Linked DNA regions of Homo sapiens: region 2 is linked to region 1. A link is an interaction called in ENCODE POLR2A ChIA-PET data of the cell type or tissue named here. Cell type or tissue: A673. All regions are shown on one strand.

Region 1 (8,000 bases):
GAGAGGGATCGAGGCCCCTTTCCCCTTAGTGATAATTAGCTCTTTAACACACCCTTCCTGTTTTTTCTCTCTGTTGGTCTCTCTTTTGCCTCTCCATTACCTCTGCTTCTTGGTATCACCTGGCATATAAACTACTCGCTGTCAGTTCCTTGTTGCAGTCTCTGCTTTTGGAAGAACCCAAACTAAGATACCATGGTAAACCTTACTAAGGAATGAATGAATGCTGATATTATAGTGAGAAGAGAGAAGACAGTCTTGGACGCGGACAAATGACCACCTGATGTTGGTAAAGACCCTGTTACATTATTAGTCAGTTATAATGAGGGGCCACATTACCCATTTATAATGTATGTCAGGGTGTTGGTTTGACTGACTTAGAAATACTAAGCGTAAGAGTAATGTGGATGTGACTGAGAACAATACCTACCCTCTGTGGGACACTTTCATTTGGTCTTTATTTATATCTTCTCATCATCCACCCTTCACAACCTTCCTGTAACCCAGACATTAATTAATCTCATTTTTAAAGTGAGTAAACAGGTTCACAGGGATGGCTCAAGGCCACATCGTGGCAGAGCAGGACTCTAAGTTTGATCTGTCAGACATCAGATTCCAGACTCTTGTGCCCACATCTCTGCATGAGTCTATTACAACATCCAGTCAGAAGCCCAGTTCTCCAGCTGCTTGACAAGCAACTTATAATGCACACACTTGAAATCAGGGTATGCTGTCTCACAAGGTCTAGGTCAGCCATAGCAGGCCTGTGCAGGGAAGGCATAGTAAATAAGACACGGTCTATTTATTACTCACTGTTAATCAACACTTAAGATAAAACACTGCTTTATTTATTCTCTTTGGCAGCTCAAGTGTGCTCCATGGTGCCTACTGCACGGTGATGTTAATTAGGTCCTCAGTACTGCATCTCTTGTATGCAAGGTTCGTGGTGTCACCAGCTCGTCTCACCTCTCCAGAGGTCTCTGGTTCAGCATTAAGTCTGAGGACAGAAAGAATCTTTGGAAGGCGGGAATCACCACCAGAGTTGCTGAACTAAGTATGAAACTTCACTACCATACAAAAATTAGCTGGGCATGGTGGAGTGCACCTGTAATCCCAGCTACTCAGGAGGCTGAGGCAGAAGAATCGCTTGAACCTGGGAGACAGAGGTTGCAGTGAGCCGAGATCGTGCCACTGCGCTCCAGCCTGGGCGACAGGGCAAGACTCCATCTCAAAAAAAAAAAAAAAAGAAAGAAACTTCACTACCTAGTCCTCATTAGGGTTTAGCAACCTGACATGCATACTGGGGTCAGTGTGAGATCATTTTTAGGGTAGGCAAGTGGGTTGAAGGGGGTGTTCCTAGAGACCCAAAATGGCAGAACTGGAGGAGCCCTTAGTGATCACCTACTTCAACAGATTCCATTTTGTAGATGGGAAAACTGAGGCTTAGAGAGGGAGAGTGACTTTTCTAAAGTTATATAAATGCTGGGAACATATTGCGATTAGATTCCAGGTCTCTCTGCTTCCAGTTAAGACTCCTTCTAATGGATCATTTCTAGGCCTTTGTCCCTGCTCCTGATGTCCTCACTTGTCCCCATCCCCTTCCTATTGTATGGCTACAGAATGGATGCATGCAAAGTACTGCCTCTAGTAGGAACTCAGAGAATGTGAGTTCTTTCTCCCCACTACATTCACTTTCCCTGAAATTCCTCAAAGTAATCCTGTGATTTAGAAACAGCAATAATGCTTAATTCCATTCTGTGGGTGAGGAAGTTGAGGTTCAAAGAGGGGAAATGACAGCAGCTGAATTAGGCTTAAATCCAGGCTCTGGGTTAGTGCTCTTTCAACCAAACCACATGGCCTCCCTAAGGATAAATGAATAAAAGAAAGAATGAATATTTAACTTAGAAAAGAATGAATTAAGGCATGTATGGCAAACAGGCTTAATGTTTGAAAGTCCCCACCCCATGTATTTGCTTTTCAGTAAAGGCAAAGTCTCAAGCTCCGTGGAGCTGCTCTTTAGGCCAGAGCAATGTACAGTCATGCATTGTTTAATGACAGGGATACGTTCTGAGAAATGCATTGTTAGGTGATTTCATCATTGTGTGAACATCATAGAATGTACTTACACAAATCTAGATGGTGTGGCCTGCTATACACCTAGGCTACATGGTACAGCCTATGGCTCCTAGGCTACAAACCCGTCAAGTATGTTATTCTACTGAATGCTGTAGGCAATTATAACACAATGCTTGCATTTGTGTATCTAAAAAAATCTAAACATAGGAAAGGTACAATAAAAATATAGTATTATAATCTTATGGGACCACTGTCATTCAGGTAGTCTATCATTGGCTGAAACATTGTGAGGTGGTGTGTGACTGTATTTCACAGCTGTGTGCCCTTCACTTTTGACCACCACCTGGTATTCGACCTATTTTAGAGCAGGCCCTCAGTGAGTGCTTCTGAAATTGAACAGAAACAAACCCCCTGGAATCATGGAATTTCAGCTCCAGGAGCACTTTGGAGAGGTATTAGGGGTATTAAGGAGAACTACCTCTCACTTCTTCATAACACCACACAAGCAATGTTTTTCAACCTTTAGTCAAGGCTGATCTGAAGAGAGAAAAAAAAAGAGAAAGACAGGAACACAAAGCTGAAATACAGAAAAGACACCTAAACACAAGATCACCTGGAGACAGAGTCTGAAAAGGGGGTTCTTGGTGAGCTCTCCACCCCAGAGGGACTGGCTTGGCTGAATCAGCCAGGATCAGCCTTCACTGGGACTGGGAAAGAGGAGAGGTGGCCCTGACATCGTGCTGAGCACAGTCCCTGGGAGGCTGGGGCAGAGGGGTGATCCATTAATATGGATGAAATGTCAAGAAAGTAGACAGAATTTCAAACAGCAGCTTAACCCAGGACCTCTGACTATGAGTAGATGTAAAAAAATCTGCTTAGATTTGACAATGATCTGTCATCTAATATTCAGTAAAAACATTCACAACTGAACAAACTTATGCATTTTCACACACAAATATAAAGAAGTTATTCATATAAGATGTTCACATAATGGTAGCACACACACACACATACATTCAAATACATCATAGTCAATTTATCTCTTTTACCTGTCGTAGTCTCTCCCCAGCTTTCTCCTTTTTTTTTTTTTTTTGTTTTTGCCCTATGGATACTATTAGCCTAAAGTCTCACAACTTCCTATATGGGCCTATAAGCTAGGTTTGCTCCACTTTATCCAGAAGTTTCAGGGTTGCTTTTATTTGTGAACTTCTGGAGGGAGAGAGAAAAGGAGGGGTGTCAGCATCACCAAAATGTTCTGCTTGGAGCAGGCATCCTCAGTCTCATTTTCGCCACCAGCAGCAGCAGCAACAGCCACAAATTCTCTGTGAATGGCTTCTCTGTCTCTGGCCTTATGCTAAGGCTCTTGGGCCCCATAAATGAGTAAGACTGTTTTTGGCCCTCTCTAAACATCTCAGTCCAAGAAAATGGAAAGTTGAATTGGTAAGAGAGCTGATACACAATAAAAGTGAAATACCAAAGCCATTACCAAGTGTCAAATGAAATGTGTTTAGACAGTGGTTCCCTAGAAGCTCAGGGCCAGTGCACCAGGAAAGACTTCCTGAAGGAGGGGTCTTGTAGAATCAGTAAAAATCAGGGCAGCAGAGAGGAATGGGGAGGTGCCTAGCAAACACAGATGCTTCATTATTTGTGTTGGATAAATTAGTGATGAGACACTTCAGGTTAAAAGCATGGATGAAGTAGGGAACTTCATGAGGTCTCAGAAGAAAGAAAATATTGGAAAATGTTTTTCAAAATACCATACTTTCCCATTTATCTTCTCAGTTGATCCTCACGATTCTCTTTTTCTTTTATTTTCTGCTGAGGATTATGTCAGTTGAAGATTATGTTCCCATACCAAACAGTAAGAAACTGAAACCAGTTGAAGCTCTGGGGTTACTCCATCCAGGACAAGAGACTTACTTAATGTCTAATACAGCCAGGCAGTATCAGAGCTGGGAGCAGAACCCAGTTTCCTAACGGCTACATCTTTAAATCCATTTGACTTGACAATTTGAGTCTGGGAGTTGAGGATAGAATGTGGCTTGGGTTAGAGGAAGAGGAAGACTTTGGGATATTTCCTGGGAAAACTCCCTCTAGTTAGTGACATAGCACCCTCTTTATAACGCAGGAGTGTGGGAGAGGTGGGTTAATAGAAGGAGCTGGGCGTCCTTTGCACCACTCCATCCTAATATCCTGGCAAAGCACCTCGCTTGTTGTTACAATTCTGAGGGTAGCACCAATCCTGCCTGTTAAGACAATCATTTCACAGCAGTTGTTTCAAAGGAAGAGACTCAGGCATACAGGACATATGGGGACATCCAGTTGCAAAGGAGACCGCCTAAAGCAAGACTCAGGGGAATCAGGCAAAATGAGGTCATGCACAGGAACAAACATAAACCAGTAAGCTCCCTGAGGTGGAGGCTTTTTATAACCAGCATTAAATATTTATTGTATTGTCAGTCTTAGGACTGTACACAAAAAGGAGGAGGGGAGAACGAAAAGAACACAAGCATTAGAGTCTGATGACTCCCAGGCTCCTCCACTTACAACAAGCTGCACAACTTTGGTCAGATTCCTTAGTCTCCCTAAGCTTCTGTGTCTTTAGCAGGGAAATGAGGAGAATAATGCCTACTTCATAGGGGTGTTGTGAGGATTGCATCAGATCATGGAAGACAAAGCAATCAGTACAGGGCCTGGAGCCAAGTAAGCACTCAGTCAGGGCAGAACAGCAGTAACAGTAGCAGCTGCAGCGGCAGGAGGAGGAGGAGGAGTAGATTAGTAGTAGCAGCAATATCCACAGTAGTAGTGGTAGCAGCAGCGGTAGTAGCATTAGATTAGCAGTACCAGCAACAGGAGCAGTAATAGTAGTAGGAGCAGCAGCAGCAGTGGAGTAGTAATGGGAATAACAGTAGAAGTAGATTAGTAATAGAAGCAGCAGTAGCAGTAATAGCAACAGCAATGTTTTTACTAGTAGTAATAGCAACAGCAGAAGTAGTAGTTATAACCACACCAGCAACAATTGTTATGATGTTTATTGTTATAGAAAAAAGGATCTAATTGCCTTGGGCTGTGAAAAAGAATTTAGCTTTCAGGAAACTGTTGGAGGATTAAGTAAATCTGTCTCCTTCATCTCTCCATGGACCCTGGGGCCATGAAGATCATCCAGGACCGCTGACTCTAAGTCTAAAGCACTCTACCATACTATGCTGCCTTTAATGCTGAGTTGGAGCTTAATTCTGTAAGTAAAGGAAGCCATAGAGGAAATCTGAGCTGTGGAATGTCTCAGAGAGGTTGAGGCTTTGGGAAGATAAAGCCATAATTAGGATTCAGTTATCAGGGTGAGGTCAGGATAGAATTTTCGATTTGAGATTTTGTTCATTCTTTCTTTTATTCTGCTGTAGTTACTGAGTGCCTCTGACCTGTCTGGAACCATTAGGTTCTATGGGAGGTGTGAAGACAAATAAAACCTGAACTTTGCCCCCAAAGACATTAAATGATAGTGGGGGAGGTGACAATCAGCTGAGTGAAATAATTAATAAACAGGCCTGGCGCAACAGCTCACGCCTGTAATCCCAGCACTTTGGGAAGCCCGGGGTGGGTGGATCACGAGGTCAGGAGATCAGGACAATCCTGGCCAACATGGTGAAACCCTGTCTCTACTAAAAAAATACAAAAATTAACTGGGCGTGTTGGTGCGCGCCTGTAGTCCCAGCTACTCAGGACGCTGAGGCAGGAGAATTGCTTGAACCCAGGAGGCAGAGATTGCAGTGAGCTGAGATCGTGCCACTGTACTCCAGCCTAGTGACAGCAAGACTCCATCTCAAAAAAAAAAAAAAATTGATAAACAGATGAATAAGCAAAGTGTTAGGGCAACCGAGAAAAGAAAGCAATTAATGACAACTGCTAAGACTGGGAGGATATCATGAAGTTGGGACACATGAGCTAAGTCTTGAATGATGAGAAGGATTTTCTTAGTTAAGAGGAACAGAGATGTTGGCTGGAAATTAGAGAGAACAAGCAGGAATAACCAGTGGGATTTGGCAATTGAACAGAAATGGGGCGTGAAAGACACAAAAGTCGGATGATATCCAGGCTCCTGGCTTGGACAGTTAATTTGAAAGAAGTACCATAAAATGGGGTCATGTTTTATGGAGCTCCTGGAAGCTTCTAAGCAGGGAATGGGTTAACAGGAGAGCATCTGGAGACAGGGAGGCCATTCCAGCAATCCAGGTAGGAAATAATGGTGGGAGTGGCTAGGAGGGAAAGCATGGAAAGGATAGAGGGAGGGAAATGCACAACAAACCTGCCAATAGGCATTATTGTCCCATTTTAGAGATGGGGCAAGTAAACTGCTCTAAATGATTTATAAGATGATTAGCAAGCGGTGGAGCTGAAATTAAAATTCAGGTCTATCTGACTCAGAGTCACTCCATAATACTACCTGAAGGCAGACACACCAAAGAGGCAGAAGCAATGGGACGTGGTGGTTGGTCAGCTGTGTGGGGAGAAAGACATAAAGGAGTTAAGGCAAGGGCAGGGCTTCCAACCTGAGCAATTAGATGGAAAAAGAGAATATTAACCAAGGCAGCTGATGCCAGGGAGAGAAGCAGATTTGGACTTAAGATTGACATGGGGTCAGCTAAAAATAGATCCCAGGTCTTTAGGGGAACAAGTAAATTTTAAGCACTAAGGAGTTATAATAGGCATCATTAGGATGACTTTCTGACTTGTTCGGGCTTAGTGTCGAGGTCTGGGGCTGAACCGAGAGACAGAGAGGTGTGGTAGAGTTGTGTTTGTATCCAGGGTCCACATCCTGTCCTAGTTACTTACTGGCTGTGGACCACGGGCATGAGATTAATCACACTAATCTGAATTTCTTCATCTGCAAAGTTGAGAAAATAAGCCCTGACCAGCACACCACCTGAATTTGGTGTATGAAGACAGATATGTGAGTGCCTTGGGGGAGTCCTGAATTTCAGCTGGCAGAGAAGATCTGTATGATTACTTCATAAAGATGATCCCTGAGATGTTGCATGCCAATCAAAGTAACATAAAAAAAGTTTTGTATGTATCCTGGTAAGATTTGTTTGCTATGATTTTGACAAAACATGGTATCTTGTAGAATCTATTTCCCCCTTCTCTTTTTAGTCTAGTTATTTCAGCCTCACATGAGGCTGGGTGAATATCATGTTCAACACTGTCTTCCCATTTGTTCAGAGTCCCAACTTCCAAAGCCTCTTTCCCCTCCCTCAAGGGTTCAGGGTTTTTGGGTGACCTCACTCTCACCATACCCACTATTTATTCATTCCACACTCAGTGAGCACAGACTCTGCTACGTAATCTGTGTTAAGTGCTAAGACTACAGAGATGAATAAAACCTAGGTCCCTGGCTTGACACTGATCCCTCAGTGTGACTGCCTTTCTTCTGGACACTCCTCTCACTCTTGTCCTCTACTCAAGAAGCATTTGTACTTCTGTCTGTACGTCATCTGGGGAGAAGAAAAGCTTTGGCTCTAGAGAAGGGATTTCCAACTCTAGCAAGCAGATGAGAGGCAGAGCAGGGGTGAAGATGGCTTGAGAAAAGAGTTTTTCTCAGTTCCAGGTATTTTATAGATGTTATTATATTCAATTCTCACCATAAATATAGGAAGTAGATATTATTCAGTTCATTTTACAGATGAGGATCCCGAGACTTAAAGAGATTACATTATTTGCCCAAAGCCATACAGCTTAACAGAAGAGCTGGGATTCACACTCAGGTTGGCCTGACTTTAAACTCGGGCTGTTCCTATTACGTTATGTCTCCCCTCTGCTTTGTGGCCCTGATGCCCCTTTGGCTGAGCTCAGCCAAAAGGTACCAGACTTCTTTAGTGCTCAGAAGGCAGGAACTTAGAGGAAGAATTCCGAACAAGAAATGAGGGACATAG
Region 2 (8,000 bases), 260 kb after region 1:
GATTTAATCCCTGTTCCCTTTTTCCTAGAGGCTGAATCCCTACCTAGAAACCTGAGAATTAGACCCTATGGGAAAGTCCAGTATCTACCATTCCAATCATTCATGTCTTAAGTAACTAATAATTTTGTAAACACTGAAGATTTGACTACATTATCTGTGGTTTCTTAAATCATGGCTTCCTTACACCAGAGTCTGAATTTTTTAAGCTCTTTGAGGTTACCAACTGTTGAAGCAGATTTCTACTGGCATATATCCTCTGCTGATGGCCAAGGCATTAGAACCTGTTGGTAATCACCTCTTACTGCCGGGGAAGAGTGGAGGATTATCTGAGCCAAAAAAGGAGACAACTGGATAGCCCCAGTCAGAGATATCTCTGTGAAAAATGTCAGCCTCCCCAATACCCCGCAAAAGTGTTTTCTTACCCTATTATTGATTAGAGGAATAAGAATAAGAATAGAGATAATAGTAGCAAACCTTTCAGGAATGCTTGCCTTGTGCTAGGCTTTATGTACATTTTTCATTTAATCCTCAAAGTAGTCCTGGACGTAGGTACTATTATTATTAGCCTCATTTTAAAGGTGAGGAAACAAGGCATAGGGATGTTGGGTAATTTTCCCAAGGTCACACAGGAGTAAATGGTAGACACAGGATTAAAACCCAGGCCATGTGACTCTAGAGCCCCAGCCATGGACTTCTGCCCCAATTCTGGCTCCCACTGAGTCTGACTCTCTAGCCTCATTGACAGGATTTGTGCTCTTCTGGTCAGGATGGGGAGATGATGAAACATTCATCCTCAAAGGGTCATATACAAGTTCTCCAGGGATGTCCAGATGACCCCTATTGGTCCAGGTGAGATCCTGACAGGCACTATCATCCAAATGTCCCAACAAGCACCCTGGAGTTCATTTATATTTTCATTCTATGTTGTGGTGGGTGGGAATGTACTAGATCCAATCCACAGGATAAAGATGGCTTTCTTTCATTTACTAACACAAATTTCTTTATTTAGTAGCACAAAGGAATACTTATTAATGTCAACCAATATAAAAAAATCCTTTCCCTCCAAGTTTTTATATTATAATGGAAAACTGACTCATATATACAACATACAATACATTTTCTTTTGATAGTTCTTTTCATAGATTCTTTTAATGCTGGCAGGGGATGTATTGGGGTGCAGAATATTAAAACCCCACCTCCCCATCTTTATTATCAGGCACACCTCTATTATCAAGGAAAAGAAATGGCAAGAATAGAGGAAAAAGAGATAATCAGTTAAGGGCGAGGCATTTTTTTGCTAACGTAAGGATGGATAAGAGAAAGATGCACACAGGTGCATGGGACTCTGGATAGTGGCCAAGGGAAGGTTTATCTCAACTGGTAGGTCTAGTAGGTAACTGGAAAAGACCCTACCTCCCACCCTGCTAACATATTTGGCCACATTGCTGGGCCATCAAATGGTCTCCAACCACTAAGCTCTGTTGCTGGCTTTGGGACCCATTCTGGAGAGGCAGCATGTCACGAGAGGTATATGGCAATATGAAAAGTGAAAAGTGCACAGGCTTTTAACTCAGTTTTGGGCTCAATTACTGCTTTATCACCAAGGTACTGTGAAACCTTAGGAAAATCTATGACTCTCAGTTTCAGGTTTTTCAACTGTCAAAGAGATCCTTATAAGGTTTTCATGTCTAACTGAGACAAGGCATGTAAAGTGCCTGGCAGGCACAGTGCCTGTCACACAGTAGGTTGCAAAAACTATGAGTTGCCTTTTTCATTCTTACCTTCTGAGATAATTTCTATTACTCTTTCCTTTCAGGAGGTCACAGGGTAATGACAAGGATGGGTTCCTGGAGCCAGTTCATTTTGGGTGAAGGATTTTCCTCCTCCCTGAAGGCTGGGCAGTATTACTGTAGATATGCCACCCACCATCCCTTCCTGGCAAACAAAGGCAGTCTGCCTTGTTTAAGAAAGCTGGAATCTTACTAAGGTCTGTACTTTTATAAATTGTAGGACTTAAGTTGAGTTTGGGGTTTTATTGTCTGCTTTTAAAATCATGATCAGATATTATATATTTAAAACATGGCTTCAGAATTGTGAAACACAGTGTTCTCAATCATAAAAAAGGATGAACTATGTTATGCCTTTCTGTTTCCATTTCTGGGTTCTCTTTTTGTCTCCTTGCATGAATTTTTCTGTGATGCCCTGCCTTATGTCCTAATTCTTCTGGGACACTAACTGTGAAAATGTAGGCAAGATTCTTAACTCCTTTAAGACTGTCTTATTTGTTCATTCATTTATTTACTATTGAACTATTTGGTGAGCGCTTATAATGTGCCAGAATCTCTGATTAATGCTTGGGATACAGTAGAGAATCAGACAGACAGTTTCCCCCATTTGTGAAACGGGAAAATGAAACGCATATTTTAGGATTTTCAAATGGAGTAAGTGAAATTTTATATATATATGAGAGGAAGAGACAAAGAAGAGGACTAAAATCTATTGAACCCCTTACTTGATCCCCAGTAATGCTAGGTGCTGGATATGCAATTCTGATAATAAACTTGGAAAGTGATTGTTGTTATCCCTATTTTATAGATGTAGCAACTGAGGTTCAGAGAGGGAGGGTGAAGGTCCAAGTCACACATTGGATTCAAACCTGGTATGAAGTCCATATGGTTCTCACTCTGCTATGTTGCCTCCAGTGGTCTTGGAACACTGCTTGTCATCCACTGGGTGTGTTAATTCCCCATCACCAACTCCACATAGAAACTGGGAGGCTGTACTATTCTTGCTGCGTGGATATATATATATATATATTTTTTTTTTTTGAGACGGCATCTCGCTCTGTCACCCAGGCTGGAGTGCAGTGGCCCAATCTCGGCTCACTGCAAGCTCCGCCTCCTGGGTTCATGCCATTCTCCTGCCTCAGCCTCCCGAGTAACTGGGACTACAGGCGCCCGCCACCACGCTTGGCTAATTTTTTTGTATTTTTAGTAGAGACAGGGTTTCACCATGTTAGCCAGGATGGTCTTGATCTCCTGACCTTGTGATCCTACCACCTTGGCCTCCCAAAGTGCTGGGATTACAGGCATGAGCCACACTGTGGATATATTTGATAGCACTAAATGTGGTCTGGGTAGAGTAAGGGGTACTTGAATGGAAAATCCAAATCATGTTCCCTGATTCTTTAGGGACAAGATGTAAAGAAGACTTTATGAAAGGAAAGGGAGGGAGACATACGTTAAGCTCACTAACTCCAAGTCATAGGAAGAACTTTAAGGTCCTCTGGCAGCTAGACTCACCAGCTCAGGAGACAGCTGAGACACAGACTCTTGGCGAGAGGAACACTGTCTTTCCCAAGCCAACCCGTCTCTGCTGCAGTGACATTAAAAGATAAAATGTTCAAAACTCTCTACCCCTCTGACTCTTACCACTTCCTAGGTGGAGGCAGACCTGAACTGCATAAACAACGAGGTATATTTTTCCACTTAAGATGTTCAGTGCCTATCCAAGGAAGAAAGAGTCTGTCAGAAAACATTCACTTAGGGCCTGCACATTTTCAAGAAGCTGAAAGCAGAGTAGGAAGTGAAATCACTATGCTTACATTTGGCAAGAGGACTGCAAAACTGCCCCCAAGCTAAACAATTTGGACCTGTGCACCCTTTTCTCTTCCATCTCTTTGTTTGGATAAGTCACAGCAAGAGCACGTAACAGATTTACCAGCACTATTCATGTGTTTTTAACTTTACGAGCAAAGCCTTCTCTTTGGTATCAAGAAAAGGAAGGGTCGGTCATGCCAGAGAGTGCTTGTTGCCACTGAGAAAACTTGTGAGGGTTACCAGAATGAAAAGACAGACACAAATGAAGAAAGGCAGAGTTTTGCATGCAAAAAGGGGGAAAAAATCTTTTCCTTGGCATAGAAAAATTTCATCCTGAAGGTTCTTTTTTCCCTTTTTTTGGCAATGTGATAAACACCTTAAAATAGAGTTATGAAACAGAAACAGATTCTATAGAATGAGGAAACCAAGACTAGTGACCTCAGAGAACTTATGTATCAAACCTGTCATTCTAGAGATGATAAAACTGAGGCCAGAAGGATGATGATTTCCCCAAAGTCAAAGAGTTTGTCATTGACTGCTATGGTTTGAATGTGCCCCTCAAAGTTCATGGGTTGGAAACTCAATCTCAAGTACAACAGTGTAGAGAGGTGAGACATTTAAGAGGTGATTAGATCATAAGGGTTCTGCCCTCATGAATGAATTAATATCATTATCTCAGGAGTGAGCTCATTATTGCAAGAGTGAGTTTGTTATAAAAACGAGTTTGAGCTGGGCGCAGTGGCACAAGCCTGTAGTCCCAGCTACTTGGAAGTCTGAGACAGAGGATTGAGCCCAGGTTCAAGACCAGCCTGGGCAACATTACAAGACCTTATATCTGAAAAAAAGAAAAAAATTATTTTGTCTCTCTCTCTCATCTGTCTTGCCATGTGATGCCTTCTACCATGCTATGACACAGCAAGAAAGCCCTCACCAGATGTAGCCCCTTAACTTCCCGGCCTCCAGAACCATGAGCCAAATAAGCTTATGTTGTCTATAAATTACCTAGTCTGTGGTATTTTATTATAGCAGCACAAAACTGATTAAGACATGACCAAATCAATAATGAAGCTCAGCTTCTAGTGGGCCTTATCGCTGTCCTCCATTGCTCGGCATTCCCTTGATTACAATGAAAAGCCTTCAGTAAAAGGTAATCTCATTCATCCTCGGGCATTAGCTTACCTAGTCTTAAGTAAACATATCCCAGCATTTTCCAGGTTTAGCATTAGAAGAAGCCTTTTAGCTGAGGAGGGGGGTGGGAGAGGATGAATTAATTCTCTTCTCTAAATCACCTTCCCCTTGGAGTCTATCTATAGTCCTGCTGCCATTTCCATGCTGCCCTCCCCCACCACTACCCTCCATTCCCCCATCCCCATCAAGGGGTTCTGTTAATTCTCTAACACTTGAGCCAAAGAATGAGCCCAACCCATTTTGGGGGTTGCCCTAAGCATAGCTGAGGTAGTCTGAACTTACAAAGAGACTTTACTGAAACAGAGGTAAGAGAAAAGGCAGTAGAATGTAGTGGAGCAATCTGAACTTTGAAATCAGAAAAATCGGGGTTTAAATCTCAGCTCTACTGCCCATTAGCTGTGCAGATCTGACTAAGTCACTTGTCTTGTTAAGTTTTCTCATTTGTTGGATATGGAGACAAAATTAGGGCATTTGATACAATTAAATAAGAGCATAAGGCATCTACCTCAGATCTTTGCACACAGTAGGCACTGGTGTTCATAAAACATAAAAAAAAGTTTGATTTAGAAAGCATGGGTTTATGGTCAATCATTCAAAAAACATTTCCCGAGCCACCTTATCTGTGCCAGACTCTAAATTAAGTGTTGGGACAGAAACAAACAAGAAATGGTCCTTACCCTGCAGGAAATAATTTTTAATGGGTGTTATGGGTTTCACTGTGTCCCTACAAAGATATGTTGCAGTCCTAACCCCCAGAATTTGTTAATGTGACTTTATTTGAAATCAAGGTCTTTGCAGATATAATCAAGTTAACATGAGGTCATTAGGCTGGGCCCTAGTTCAACATGACTTGTGTCTTATAAGATGAGAAAAATACCATATGAAGACAGAGACACATAGGAGGAATGCCATGTGATGATAGAGGCAGAGATTGAAGTAATGCAGCTGCAAGCAAACTAAGGAACACCAAAGGATCAATGGCCACCAACAGACACTAGATAAAGACAAGGAAGGATTCTACCCAGAATCTCAGTGGGAGCATGGCTCTGCAAACACCTTGATTTTGGACTTGTATCAACAACAGTGAGAAAATAAATTCATGTTGTTTTAAGTGACCCAGTTTGTGGCATCCCTAGGAAACCAATAGAATTGGGAGATATGCAAGGGAGCAAATGCAATAATTCCAACAGAATAAATGATGTAACACTTAATGAGTTCCCTGAGCTGTGCCTATTACATTTATTAAATTATGTAATCTTGGTTAAGCCAGGAAATCTTGTGAGCCTCGATATTCATGGAGGTATGTGTAAGTAGAAGTAGTTTGTCCAAGAAAAAGACAGGCAGTCCATGTCTGCCTGAGGAAGCTGGGGAAGGTTTTCTAAAAAGGATAGTTGGAGCTGATACCTCAAGGATGAGTAGAAGCTTAGCAGGTGTGGGAAAGAGCAGAGGGAAAGACACCACTCAGGCTAGAGAGCCTAGTGTAGAAGCAGAAAAGTGTGAACTAGTTTTTAAATTTTTAGAAAACTACAAATATTTAAGCATTGCTGGAGTATGGTGCTGATATTCATCAGCCTTCTAGATCCCTTCTTCACCTTGATGTCCCACAGACACCTCCTATTCAAAATATCCCAAATTGAACCAGACCGCTCTTTCTACCCCCATTCACACTCCATATATGTTCTCCTTTTGCATTCTCTGACTTGGTGAATGGCCCCACTACCTACCCATGTAGCCCAGCTAAAAGTCTCTAAGTGTCCACATGACGAACTCTTGGAAATTGACTTCCTTTTTATATCCAATTTACACAATCATTTTTGAGCTTTACTGTCTCTGGTTCTGATGGCTTCTCACTTGGCACAAGCTCTGAACTCTCCAGCTGTGTCTCTAGGCCATATTCCTTCCAGCTAAGCCTCTCTGCCAGATAATTAATGATCTATAAACAAATGCTTAATTGTACTAGGGGAGCACATATTTAAAGAAACTTTATGATAAAGCAAAGGATCCTTTTCATAACATGAAGAGCATCTCTCTCACAAACTCCCCCAGCCTCAGTTTAACATTTAGCCTGACTTTTCATTTCACATATTAAATCTAAAGCTCTCTTATAGCAGCGCCCCAAAAATAAAAGAAAAAAATCACCTAAGAGACAGATGGTATATCCTAAGGTTTATCCATGTCAGGTACTTCCTGAAATACCTCTCTTCTCTCTAAGTCCAGCCCCTTTGGCCCTCAGACTCAAGACTTTGGCACCTGCTGGGAGGAAGAAAACTTCAGCTCCTGGCAAGAAGGGGAAGGAGATGTGAATTTATTAAGAATGTAATATATGCCTGGCTCTTTTATTTATGTTCTCTCATTTTACTCTTCACAACAACTCCACGGACTGTTGCCACCCATTGATAAACAAAAAAGTTAGGTACCTTACACAAGGTAGTAGGAGCTTATAAAGGGGAATGACTGACATTGAAGGGGTATCTGAATTAAATATAATAACATTATTATCTCTAAGCACACTCTTTCAAGCTGTTTAGGTTATCTAGTCAGCCTCAATGCCTTTTCAAAGCGGGTATAAAGTCATCAGTTAGAGAATATGCCTGGCCATGCTGATTCCTCAAGAGTGGGCCAGGCACATCGACCCTGGTGGTCAAGAAGCCCCATTGGAAACTTTTCTGTTTGTTGCTGCTTTGGGGATCTACCCTTGTGCTGGGAGCCAGGGTTAGGTGCTGTTGGAGGAGGGGCCAATCCAGCCACATAGGCACTTCAGAGAGGAAGCACCTTGGCTGGGATCTGAAATTGAGCCCTCTCTAGGGAGTTTGAAAAGGTGGTTTTTGTGCAATTCTTAATGTCCTGGCTGTTTCAGAAAGAGGAAGCACAGCAACATTTTTAGAACAGTTAGTGGGGTGTGACAAAACCCAGAGACTGTACCCACAGGAACTTTCTCCCTGCTCATTTGTTTCAGAAAACATTTGGTATTCAAGGAGCACCTGCCCCATTCCAGGCCCTATGCTCTCCCACTGGATCTTCAACCTCTTATCTTTGGCAGGCTCCTTCCTATATGCACTTACACATGCCCAAGCCTTTCCCAGCTTCAAAAAGCAACAATGGCCACCTCAAAACCCTCACTCATCCCTGCCTCTCCTTCAATTACTACCTTCTCTCCTCCTCTGGGAAAGCAGAAGTTTTTGGAAGAAAGTGCTATGCATAGTTATTATAAAC

The links. Peaks named below come from ENCODE experiments on the same cell type or tissue, not always from the same donor. Only the 100,000 strongest peaks of a DNase experiment are listed, where the experiment ranks them.
Region 2: POLR2A ChIA-PET joins it to region 1 with 5 read pairs; 2 of 35 experiments call an interaction of 5 or more read pairs at or near these places.

The regions. Positions count from the first base shown.
Region 1 is chr1:48,521,699-48,529,698 of GRCh38, forward strand. It overlaps a transcript of AGBL4 not described here. Among named protein-coding and RNA genes, the nearest start is that of SPATA6, 53 kb to the left of the region's middle. RefSeq lists an enhancer at 4,527-5,028. In A673, no CTCF peak of the experiment used is centred here; a DNase peak (open chromatin) is centred at 4,753; H3K27ac peaks cover 1,683 bases.
Region 2 is chr1:48,786,479-48,794,478 of GRCh38, forward strand. All of the region lies in intron 6 of AGBL4 (AGBL carboxypeptidase 4), which reads right to left. Among named protein-coding and RNA genes, the nearest start is that of BEND5, 14 kb to the left of the region's middle. In A673, no CTCF peak of the experiment used is centred here; no DNase peak of the experiment used is centred here.